Linked DNA regions of Homo sapiens: region 2 is linked to region 1. The links are chromatin contacts, found by Hi-C in ENCODE. All regions are on one chromosome and are shown on one strand. Each heading gives the region's core, a stretch centred on a gene start or an enhancer-like site at or near the end of the contact. The rest is flanking DNA. Distances are from core to core; before and after follow the strand shown.

Region 1 (5,806 bases), core at 1,091-3,590:
GTGGCTCACGCCTGTAATCCCAGCACTTTCGGAGGCCGAGGCAGACGGATCACGAGGTCAGGAGATCGAGACCATCCTGGCTAACACGGTGAAACCCCGTCTCTACCAAAAATACAAAAAATTAGCCGGGCGTGGTGGTGGGCGCCTGTAGTCCCAGCTACTTGGGAGGCTGAGGCAGGAGAATGGCGTGAACCCGGGAGGCAGGCGGAAGTTGCAGTGAGCCGAGATCGCACCACTGCACTCCAGCCTGGGCGACAGAGCGAGACTCCATCTCAAAACAAAACAAAAAAATGAGGGATGGACTCTCAGGAAAACAAAGGAGTTTCCTTTTAATCTGCACTTTAAACCTGCTTGCCCTATACAAAATAAAAATAATGCACAGACCTTGAGGATGGAGAAGGGGTAGAGGAAATTATAAGACTAGCAGCCAAGAACACAAAAGCACATGTGTTGAGTGTGTAAACTGGTCACATATATAATCTCTTTTCATTAAACAAAGCTAATCATCAACCAAAACAGAAATTACCAGCGGCGGCAAGAAAGAGTGTGTTTTCTCACTGGGGATTCCTCTCCATGTGCTAAATATCCTTGGGAAGTTATTCACATAGCTAAACAAACACTTCTGAAGCTGCAGGAGACAAACAATAAGCAAAGAAAGATCTTTACTGAATTTTAATTACTGTAAGTGGATTACTACACTCTTTACTTAAGCCTGAGTCAAACAAAACAAAACAAAACAAAACAAAACAAAACAAAACAAAACAAAACATCATTCCACAGTCATCAAGAGGGAAATGTGAAGGAAGCTGATACTACCCAACATGTCCTCTCCACCCAACTCTGTAATTTTCTAAATAATTAGGTGTGAACACTAATTGCTTTATTGGATAATTCAAGACAACTAAACACTAAAGAGACTGCCTCTCTTGCAAAATTTTTTCTAAGTGAAATAACATGGAAAGTTCTATTTTAAATTATTACTCCTACTCACTTACCAAGCCAGAGTATTTGGACAGAAGTTAATATTTAGACTTCAGATTCTGAGGAATATTGTTAAACAGGCAAAAGTCATCAGTGGCTAAATACGGGAAGCTTTCAATACAGTACTGCTTAAATGATTTAGGGTACACTCAATTAAAAAATCTTTTCTGGTATGTTAAAGGAGTAACAATATTAAATAACCATCCAAGTTGCACAACATGGTATATGATAAATGTAAAATGGATATACTTGTTTAAACATGCAAAGAAATTATTGAGCATGTGATAAAATAAGATACCAAAACCCATTAAGAGTGGCTCCTTCTAGAGAAGGAAATGGAAATTGCTTTCATTGTAATTCCTTGTTTTTTTTTTTTAACATGAGCTTGGATTACATTTTTTCTCCTTAATTATCAACCTGTCGCTGAAAGTTTAGAGTGGTTTAGCTATTATTTGTTTGTAAAACTAGTCTTTTTAAAAATTAAATTAACTTTCAACCAAGAAGGTGAAAAGCTTGTACACTGAAAACTAAAAAACATTTCTGAAAGTAATTAAAGAAGATACAAATAACATCCCATATTCATAGACTGGAAGACAATATTGTTACGATGACAACACTATCTAAAGCAATCTACAGATTGAAAGCAATCCCTATCAAAATCCCAACGGCATCTTTGGCAGAAACAGAAAAATCCATCCAGGAAGGCATATGGAATCTCAAGGATTTTGAATAGCCAAAACAATCTTGAAAAAGAAGAACAAAGCTGGAGGTCTTGTACTTTCTGATTTCAAAACAGTACAAAAGTACAGTAATCAAAACAGCATGGTACTAGCATAAAGACAGACATAGAGACCAATGGAATAGAACAGAGAGCCCAGAAACAAACTCTCAAATATATGATTAAATGATCTTTGACAAGGGAGACTAGACCATTTAATGGCGAAAGGGGTCTCTTCGACAAATGGTGCTGGGAAACCTGAATATCTGCATGCAAAAGAATGAGGCTGGACCCTTATCTTACATCATACATAAAAATTAACTTAAAATGGATTAAAGACTTAAACATAAGACCCCAAACTATAAAACTTATGAAAGAAAATATACATAAAAATTTTATGACATTGGATTTGAAAATTATTTCTGCTAAGGAATTAATATCCAGAACCCCTACAATCCAACAACAAAAAACCAAATAACTCCATTAAAAAATGAGCAAAGGACTTGACTAGACATTTCTCCAAAGATGACATACAAATGACCAACATGCGTATAAAAAGACACTCAGCATTACTAATCATTAGAGCAACGCAAGTCAAAACCACAATAATATATCTTCTCACATCCATTAAGATGACTACTATCAAAACAAAAAACCAGAAAATAACAAGCGTTGGCAAGGATGTGGAGAAACTGGAACCCTGTACAGTTGCTGGGATTATGAAGTGGAACAACCATTATGGAAAACAGTATGGTGGTTTCTCAAAAAATTAATAATATAATTCTGCATGCTCCAGCAACCATACTTCTGGGAATATATCCAAAAGAATTAAAAGCAGGGTTTTGAACAGATATTTGCATGCCCATGTTTATCACAGCATTATTCACAATAGCAGAGAGGTGGAAGGAACCCAAATGTCATCAATAGATAAATAAATAAAATGTGGTATATACATACAATGGGATATTATTCAGCCTTAAAAAGGAAGGAAAACTTGTCACATGCTACATGGGTAAATGTTGAAGACATTATGCTGAGTGAAATAAGCCAGACACAAAAAGACAAATACCGTATGATTCCATTTATATGAGGTATCTAAAGTACTCAAATACACAGAAACAAAGTAGAGTGGTGGTTACCAGGGGACAGGGGAGCAGGAAATGGGGAATTTTTGTTTAGTGGGTATGGAGTTTCAGTTTTGCAAGATGAAAAATTCTCAAGGTATGTTTCACAACAATGTGAATATGCTTTGAACTGTACACAGAAAAATGGCTAAATGGTAAATTTGAAAAATAATTTAAATAACTTTAATTTATCAACCCTCTTCAACATGCTAGGCACTTTCAATGCACTTTAAGTCCATTAATTATCTCAATTAATCAGAGATAAGCAATGAGTTCTTCAGCGTCTCATTTTGTCTTTCTAGAAACACAGGCCACTGTCAATGAATAGCTATGCTCTGAAAGTAATTAAAGAATGGTTTATAGAATGCTTTCATTTCTGCAATTTTCCACTTTACTACACTCAACTCTACAATTGTTAGTCCTCAAAATGAAAACAATCTGTTCAACTGTACAACACTAATATGAGCAATGACTTTCTTCTTTTAAATTTGTCATCAATTTACAATGGGGCGATGGGGGAAAAGCTACCAAACCATTCACTAGAGACAATTCTGTACATTAATGTCACCCCAATTCATTGCTTAGTGACAGAATGCCAGGTGCTCACTTTCACCTAAATGGTATAATTTAGAATTTTCTTAAATCCATTGTATTTTTTTTGCTACAGAAGTAGATATTACTATCCTTATCTTTAGAACATCTACTTGCTGGGTGGTGGCCCTAGGAATATTATATAAAAGACTAAAAGTGTCTAATTAGGTAATATTTTGTTGGATATTTATTAGAAAGTTTGACTCCACAGGAATAAATTCACTTGGTAATCTCAAGGTCCTGCTACTTAAAGGAAGATTCTAAAGCTACTGAAATAGCAATACATTGTATCCTGTCACATTCATGGCTTCTGACCCAAACTTAAACAAGCAAGCAATACAGTATTGAAAGTATAAATTACAAAAGGGCACCAAATGGAAACACAGCAGCTGATCACAAATGATAAAGGCAAAGGACATGAAAGTTAATGCCAAAATAAGAGGTGGTATGACATCAAAAGAGACCCCAAAATAACAAAGGGAGGAAAATTAGTCTTTGCATTTGAAGGATGCATTTGATCCACGTGAAGACACAGTAGAAAAAATGCTTAACTCCTATACATTCATTTCATGATTTCTACATACATCACCTTTCCCCTGGCCCCCCCGTCCTTTTCCCTTCCCTGAGATCATCAGTTATCTTACAGGTGCCACTTTCCATTCCACAAAAATTATCAACCAGGACAGCCAGTCTTCACTGGTTCTCCTCCTACTCATCACCAGCAAGCAGAGCTGTGACAAATGTTCTTGCTAACCTGGCTACTAGCCTTTATGGATACTCCTCTTAAAAACACTGCCCCACCTCACTGGGTAGTGTCACGTAAAAGCCAGTCCCTTTGTGGAAAAACATGCTGTTAACAACTGCACTTGCTCATACTGGAAAAGCAACCAGGACAGTGATGCCAGATACTTCACCAACCTAAATACACACACACACCACACGTACACATTCACACAGCTGTCAAACTGGTTTTTCCTCAAAAAGGTACAATTGACAGGCAGTTAAGAATCTCTCCCTGCCCCCAACACACACTCCCAGATTCACAATTCTGCATGTGTGTACTAATTTGTATATTTCCATTCATTCATTCAAGAAGGCAGTGGTGTCCACTCCCCTGTTCATTCTTGGTATATAAGGATGAACAAAAGAGATGTGTGCTTTGCCCTCACAGAGCTTATAATCAGTTCACATCCACATACACCCCCGGCTTCTCAAGCCATCTCAGCATTCCAGGAGCTATGTGAGAAAAGAAACAGCATGGGAGTGAGTGTATGTTGTAGAGGGGGTGGTCTGTTTTTCCATCTCATCTTCAACAAGCAAGAGTGAATATTCTGCTTGCTTCAAATAGTGTACTAGTCTGTTTTCTGGCTGCTGATAAAGACATAACCAAGACTGGGCAATTTATTAAAAAAAAAAAAATAGGTTTAGTGGACTCACAGTGCCACATAGCTGGGGAGGCCTCACAATCATGGCAGAAGATGAAAGGCATGTCTTACATGGTGGCGGGCAAGAGAGAATTAGAGAGCCAAGTGAAAGCGGAAATCACCCCCATGATTCAATTATCTCCCACTGGGACCCTCCCCCAACACATGGGAACTATGGGAGCTACAATTCAAGATGACATTTGAGTGGGGACACAGCCAAACCATATCAAATAGCAATTTAGTCTACCAGTAACTTCCATGTTCCCTTAAATAGGGAGCATCAAATAGAAAGAAGTAAAAGGAAGCAGAGGGTGATATCTGTGCTCTTGAGAAACAGGGACATACAGGTATCCCTGGGATGCTAATGTTTGGAACTTCAAACAAGATGCCAGATTTCCACTTCCATTCCATGAAGGACTAACTACTATAGGAATTGTTCTCCCACTACAAATAATTAATAAACAGGCAAAATATATGAAACAGCTGTATTCAGTCACTGGACAAAGGTACTACAGACCAGTGATTGCTGAGAGAAAGGAAACATCCAGTAAGGCAAACCCTAGGATTGCCCTTACTCCAGGCTGTTGTGCAGAAAGAGGAAATCCAAACCAAGTTCAAGGGTCTTGTTGAATTGAGGGATCAGAGATAAAAGTTCAGAGAATCAGAGGCAGCCATAGCTCTTGATATCTGTAAAGGAGTCACCTCAAATTATAGGCTGAGTACTGATCTGCACATGGATGTGGGGCTCACTCAGGGCTGGAAATGACTGGCATTTCCACCAGCCTGAGTAGAAGAACCTTGTAATACATAAACATCAGGAAGAGTATTCAAAAGGGTCCTAGACTCAGGCTGCTCTAGAAAAAGCTTAAAGGCAGTCTAAAAAGGATCTGTGCACCAGAACAAAGTCCAACACTCTTTAAAGAAAGTTCTTCAGGCAGAAAGAAATTGAGACCAAACAGAAATCTGGA
Region 2 (5,806 bases), core at 2,182-4,681, 180 kb before region 1:
GCTAATAGAGGGAAGCTGCAGGGCTGGAGGGAGGACAGGATGTGAGTCTCCCTGCAACCTCACTGCTTCCCTCCAGCAGTTGCAGATCATTCCAGTAACAGCTGTTGGGGCCAGTGTGTAGTTTTTTTTTTAACACTTGCAAAACCGGCTTCCTCTTACCCCCGCTTAGAGACACTAGCAGTGACCAACTATGTCCCCTCTTCCAAGGTCTGGGTCCCTCACTAGGCAGTCTCTTTTCTACATTCTGGTTTTAGTAATTCCAGCTTCTTCCTTTGTCCTTTCAGCCCTAGAGGTGGAGTTGCTTCCTGCAGGTGCTACTTTTGCCATGTCTTAGAGTTTTCTTTTCACTCTTTGGGTTACTTAGTTAACAACTTTATACATAGTTAACAATTCTTCATGTTAATTTATCTCAGTTAACATAACTGGTGTGGTTCCATCTCCTGACTGAATCCTGACTGTTACAGGGTAAATATGGGGATATCAAAGAAAAGTATAGAGAGTAATAAAAGAAGAGAGCTTCAAAAACAGCCTGGGACCACCTACATTTAAGGACCGTCAGCCCAAGATGTGGACCAGGGAGGTGGCAGGAAATCCAAGAGGGTCTGTGTCTGCTAAGGGAAAGAATCAATCAAGGAGAGATAGAACATTAATACCAGAGAGATAATAGTTAATGGAACAAGATTCCTGAGGGAAGTGGTAGGAGTAGCCTTGTCCCCTGGAATGAAAGGAAAGGAAAAAAAGGAATGAAGGTGGGTGAGGAGTAGATTAGCTTGTGAGCGGGGAAGTTGTCAGTTGAGAATAGGGATGAAGGGAGGTGGTTGGGTCTGAGGGAGGTGGAGCCTTTGAAGAGGATGGAAGAGAAGGCTGCCAAGGGCATCCCATGGGACAGCTCTAGGGCAAGGGGAGGGGAGAAGTCCGAGAACGTGAACTTTAAGTGGCTCCAATCCATGTAACCATGTGTGTTTTTTCTTTGTTTGTTTGTTTGTTTGATTAGGACATAGCAGCCCTTTGTGGGATGTTGAAAAGTCAGACAATGGGATTAATCTAGGGAAGGAGTCTGCTCCAAAGAGACCTAGGTCTCAGCAGGAAAGGGATGAACATGGGGGACCCTCGGCCTAGGTTGTCTAAAATATGAAGTGATGGGGGGTGACAGAAAAGAAAAACCCCACACAACTCTATGTGTGCTCATGAGAGTTTGTGTAGAGGTCAACTCTCTTCTTTAACTAAAGCCATAAAAGGAAAAGTTTTCAAATGTGCTCTGGCTAGAGGGAAGAAAATTCCCTACAGAGACTGGACACTAGTTGTAATCTTCTCAATAAAACCATCATAGTTCATCCTTAGGTCCAACCTAATTTACAAATTACTCTTGTCAAATGGCTTATAAATCAGTATATTTTAATTTCTTATTTATTCTAGGTAAGGAACCTCATTGGAGAGGCAGTATGATAAAAGAGCTCAGAAAACTTTAGCGCTCCTCAAATCTGAAGAATCAGGGATATTGCTGTAATGATGTAGGTCTTACTTGAATGCTATTTTACTACTTCAAATTTTGTTAGGGCTGAGATCAAGTCTGATAAGCACCTTAACTTAGGCAAATAATTATGGTAATAAAAGATTATGCCACAGTGCGCAGGCTTCCAAACTTTTCCAACTATTTTCTTGTAAATACATTTGTACAGGGGTAGTTTTCCCCTAGGACAGACCATAATTTAAAAAACTTGTATTCACTGCAGTCCTATAAATTACTGTTTCCCCTTAATGTTGGAAAGTAGTGATTTATTTTAGCAAAACTGCAGACCTCACTAAGGCATGCTTTATGTGTATGTACTTCCCTAGGGCAAGTGAGACCTTTTCAGCATATTTGGGGAAAGCATGAAAACTATTAAATTAATTTACATGGACATTCTTAAGTTTACTCTGATTTATCATATATTTTGCACAAAATGGCTGTTATATTTGCATTATCCATGAATAACTAAAATATACAATTTTTAATAATTTCTACATTTCTAGAATGGAGCTTTATTATTGCTAAGCACTTTCAATTTTTTATGTTTGCAATTTTGCTTATGAAATAATATTCTGTAATAATATATAGAGAGCTGGGCACAGTGCCTGGTGACTGTAATTCTAACAACTCAGGAGGCTGAGGCAGGAGGATCTCTTGAGTCCAGGAGTTCGAGGATGCAGTGAGTCATGATCATGACACTGCATTCCAGTCTGGGAAACACAGCAAGACCCCACTTCCAAAAAAACAAAGTTATATCAAAGTACTTAAAAAGTACTAATAACAATGACCCGCTCACTGACATGAAATTGATTTTTAACCCTTCTCTTGTCACAGATTCATCTAAGAAGAGTATAGGAAAAATAGTCACACTGAAATAGGAATTGATTTCTTTAATTCAATCATAGAAGCATTTGAAAATAAAATGTATCCAGAAAAACACATGGCATGATGAATTTAGCATAAATGCTGAAGTGCTAAATGGTTTAAGAAAAAAATAAAAGATCCAATGCCATGAAGTGCAGCTTCCCCACTAGCTGTAGTCTGAGGATTGATGCTCGCGAACTACGGGGTAAATGTCTGCAAGAATTGTCACAAATCCGGCAGAAGTTACTTAGTAGAAAAAACACAGGAGTCAGGCAAATCAAGATTCAGCTTCTAGCTCAGCCACTTGCTCGCATTTGACCTTAGTTAACTTTTCTTAGTCCTTGTCTGAAAATTGGAGATAAAGTAACAAAGTCTTACAGCCCTTGTGGGAAATCGCTGGGATTACAAGTGTCAGGTACTGGCACCTGGAAAGCCTGGTGCCAGCGCCTGACACTTGTAACCTCCTTCCCTTATGGTGACCTCCTTCCCTTATGGTCCCTGACTTCTGGGCCTCAGGTTCTGACCTCCCAAATAACCATCTGGGGAGATATCAGAAAAATCTTGCTAGCACTTAGGGGCCAGTGCTACTAACCATCCTTTGACTGGTTAAAAACTTTAAAATGTGGAACTATTTATACTTTAAAAGACCAGATGCTAAATGTGTGATGGGAGAAAAGGAGTTTATTCCCGAAGTTGTTTCTATCAAAGAAAAGGACAGTAGATGGCACCATTGATTCCCATGCCAATGCCTTGCCATCGAAGCCCCCAGGGATCATTACTTAATTTGGATAAATGGCTGAACGTACAGACTCAAAAAGCAGTTGACATAATCAAGAACATTGGAATGACCAGCAAGTTACTTGAAGCATTCAAGAGCAAATGTTCTTGTCAAAAAAGCTTGGCTTCATGACTCCTTTGCCATCACATCCTACCCAAGGGACTAGCAGTGTGATTAATCCATTTGACTGGTTATGAGAACCATCCAAAAATCACAGTGGTACTGTTGGTTCAGGAAAGGGCTCCCTGTGGCCTTCTCCAAAGCAGCTGTTCATTCCTCTGCTTCTCATCAGCTTGAATCTCTGCAGTACTTGACAGTTTATGAAGGGCTTTCCTCTTGGTAACCTCTTCAGACACGCAGGACTGGTCTCATGCACATCTCAGTTCCTGGTTCTCTTCCTCTTTACAGCAGTCTCAATGCTCCTGTAAGGATCTGTGTCACCCACCCCTCGCTTCCACCAATAGTTCTTGGCGGGTGACTCCAGAGTTTCTAGCCAGGACCCTTCTTCCGTGCTCTATTGTCCTTTCTGTCCACCAGACATCTTCACACACATGCCTCACAGGTACCCCAAATTCTTCAGAGCCAAAGTATTATCTCATTATCTTTCCTCTTAGCTCATTCTTCCTGGCTAATGACATTATTACTCTCCCAGCTATGCAGGCTCAAAAGTTTGCCTTCTCTTTTGCCTCCAAAATGTAAGCAGTCACTATATCCGCATCACCCACCTTTATAAAGCCTTTTGAAGTGACTCCTCATTTTAATTTCTATACTTCCTGTCTTATCTCAGGTCCTCATTACCTTTCCCTAGGACTAATTACATGGCCTTCTGAAGACTCATCCAATTTTATCCCATTCTATATGCTCCTGTCCAGCGGAACTCTAATGAGGTCGCTTTCTTACTCTAAAATCTCTGTAATTCCTTACTGCTTACGGTGGAATTTCCAACTTCTCATCCCACACAAGGTTCTCTGCAATATGGGTCCAACCTACTTTCTACTCTCTTACATCTACCTAGAATTCCAACCAATTATCTTGAAACTAACTTTTATTGAGCATTTACTATGTCTTAAACACTGTAATGAACATTTAAAATATATTATTGTTTAATCCTCACAGCATATGATGGCATTATTTTACCCATTTAAAAATGAGGAAACAGCTACTTGGTGAATTCAGGTAAATTACAGGTAAGAATTCAGATAAGTATTATGGCTAGTAAGCAGTATTGAGGGAAGTGAAATCTGAACTACCCATATAGACACTTTGCTTTGCTTATCTGCCTTTATTCATGTTATTTTCTTTCAGTTTCCAGTGTTCTCTCCACATACATTTATATATCAAAATCTTACTTATCTGCCAACACTCATGTCAAATGCCACTTTTTCCTTGAGGTCTCTCTTCATGTCTCCAACTGATGGTGCTTTGTCCTTCATCTGAGTAGCCACGCGCTAATGCGTGCCTGGCATTAGTGATTGGTGAGTTAGTCTAGTCTCATCCTCATCACTGGATCGTGGTCTTTGTAAGGAAAGTAACCATGTTTGCGTGATATTTTTACCCCCTGCACTAATCAAATAATAGATGCTCAGAGTTGAAATAAATTGTCTCTTAAACAGATGAGGTGCAGCATTAATGTCAAAATAATGGCAAACACTCTCTGTATTGCAGTCTGTGTATTCCCTGAAAACCATGGCATTCTATCTAGCAATTAAACAATTAATATAACACAAAAGAGGTGAGAGTGTCTTGCTAAAGATTGACTTTTGACATTAAATACTTCGTTTTTGTGGTTTGTACATCTGAATAACATAGAGACTTCCTTAGATAATCAATGGACACAATTGCTGACTGATTGATTTTTCTTCTATAAGTGATAGGTTGTTACCCAGTTTTTGTTTTGAGCAAAAGAATTAGGTAGTAATGTTGTCCACAAAATGGACTCTTCTCTAAGTCCACACATTTTCCTGTGTTCGTCAGTTGTAAAATCTGGGGGTATCCTTGTTCAACATTGAAAAACAGTCGAAATGATATGACCCAGCAAGTCTACCCCATATGAAACATATGAGAACACGTGTCCACACAAAAATTTGTGCAGCATTACTCATAACAGTCAAAAAGTGGAAACAACCTAAATGTCAACTAACTGACAATGGATAAACAAAAGTGGGGTATTATTCAGCAATAAAAAGGAATGAAATGTTAATACATACTGCAACGTCGGTACACTGTGAAAACATGCTAAGGGAAAGAAGCTAGTCACAAAAAAATGACATATTATTTCATTTACATGAAGTGTCCAGAATAGACAAATCCATAGACACAGAAGTAGATTGGTGGTTGTCTAGGGCTGGAGGGAAGGGGAATGGGGAAATTGAGGAGTGACTGCTAATGGGTATTCTTTTTGGAGTTGATGCAAATGCTCTAAAATTGATTGTGGTGATGGTGGCACAGTTTTGTGAATGTACTAAAAGCCATCGAATTGTACATTTTAAATGAGTAAATTAGATGGGATGGGAACTATATCTTAATAAAGTTGCTATTTTTCAAAAGCAATTCAAAATGATATCCAGGATTACCATGAGATGAGGAGCTATGCTAGTTAGCAGTGACCTAAGATGCTAACAATTTTGCTTGAAAGAGGAAAGTCAGCATTTGAG

The links. Hi-C counts contacts between places; a loop is a spot of excess contacts on that map. Pooled maps may share reads with other maps.
Region 2: a loop to region 1 is called in a pooled map, with 2.1 times the contacts of the local background. The contact joins two enhancer-like sites. A Hi-C loop is called at or near these places in 7 of 168 maps with a recorded cell type or tissue (IMR-90, Right ventricle myocardium inferior, chondrocyte and 2 more) and 5 of 50 pooled maps.

Annotation. Positions count from the first base shown.
Region 1 is chr14:59,243,270-59,249,075 of GRCh38, reverse strand. The region is part of intron 1 of DAAM1 (dishevelled associated activator of morphogenesis 1); the gene reads right to left. Among named protein-coding and RNA genes, the nearest start is that of DAAM1, 58 kb to the right of the region's middle. Within about 2 kb of position 2,340, at least 2 of the 41 ENCODE cell types and tissues checked have a DNase peak (open chromatin) inside an H3K27ac peak, as active enhancers do.
Region 2 is chr14:59,419,985-59,425,790 of GRCh38, reverse strand. No RefSeq gene overlaps it. Among named protein-coding and RNA genes, the nearest start is that of GPR135, 42 kb to the left of the region's middle. Within about 2 kb of position 3,431, at least 3 of the 41 ENCODE cell types and tissues checked have a DNase peak (open chromatin) inside an H3K27ac peak, as active enhancers do.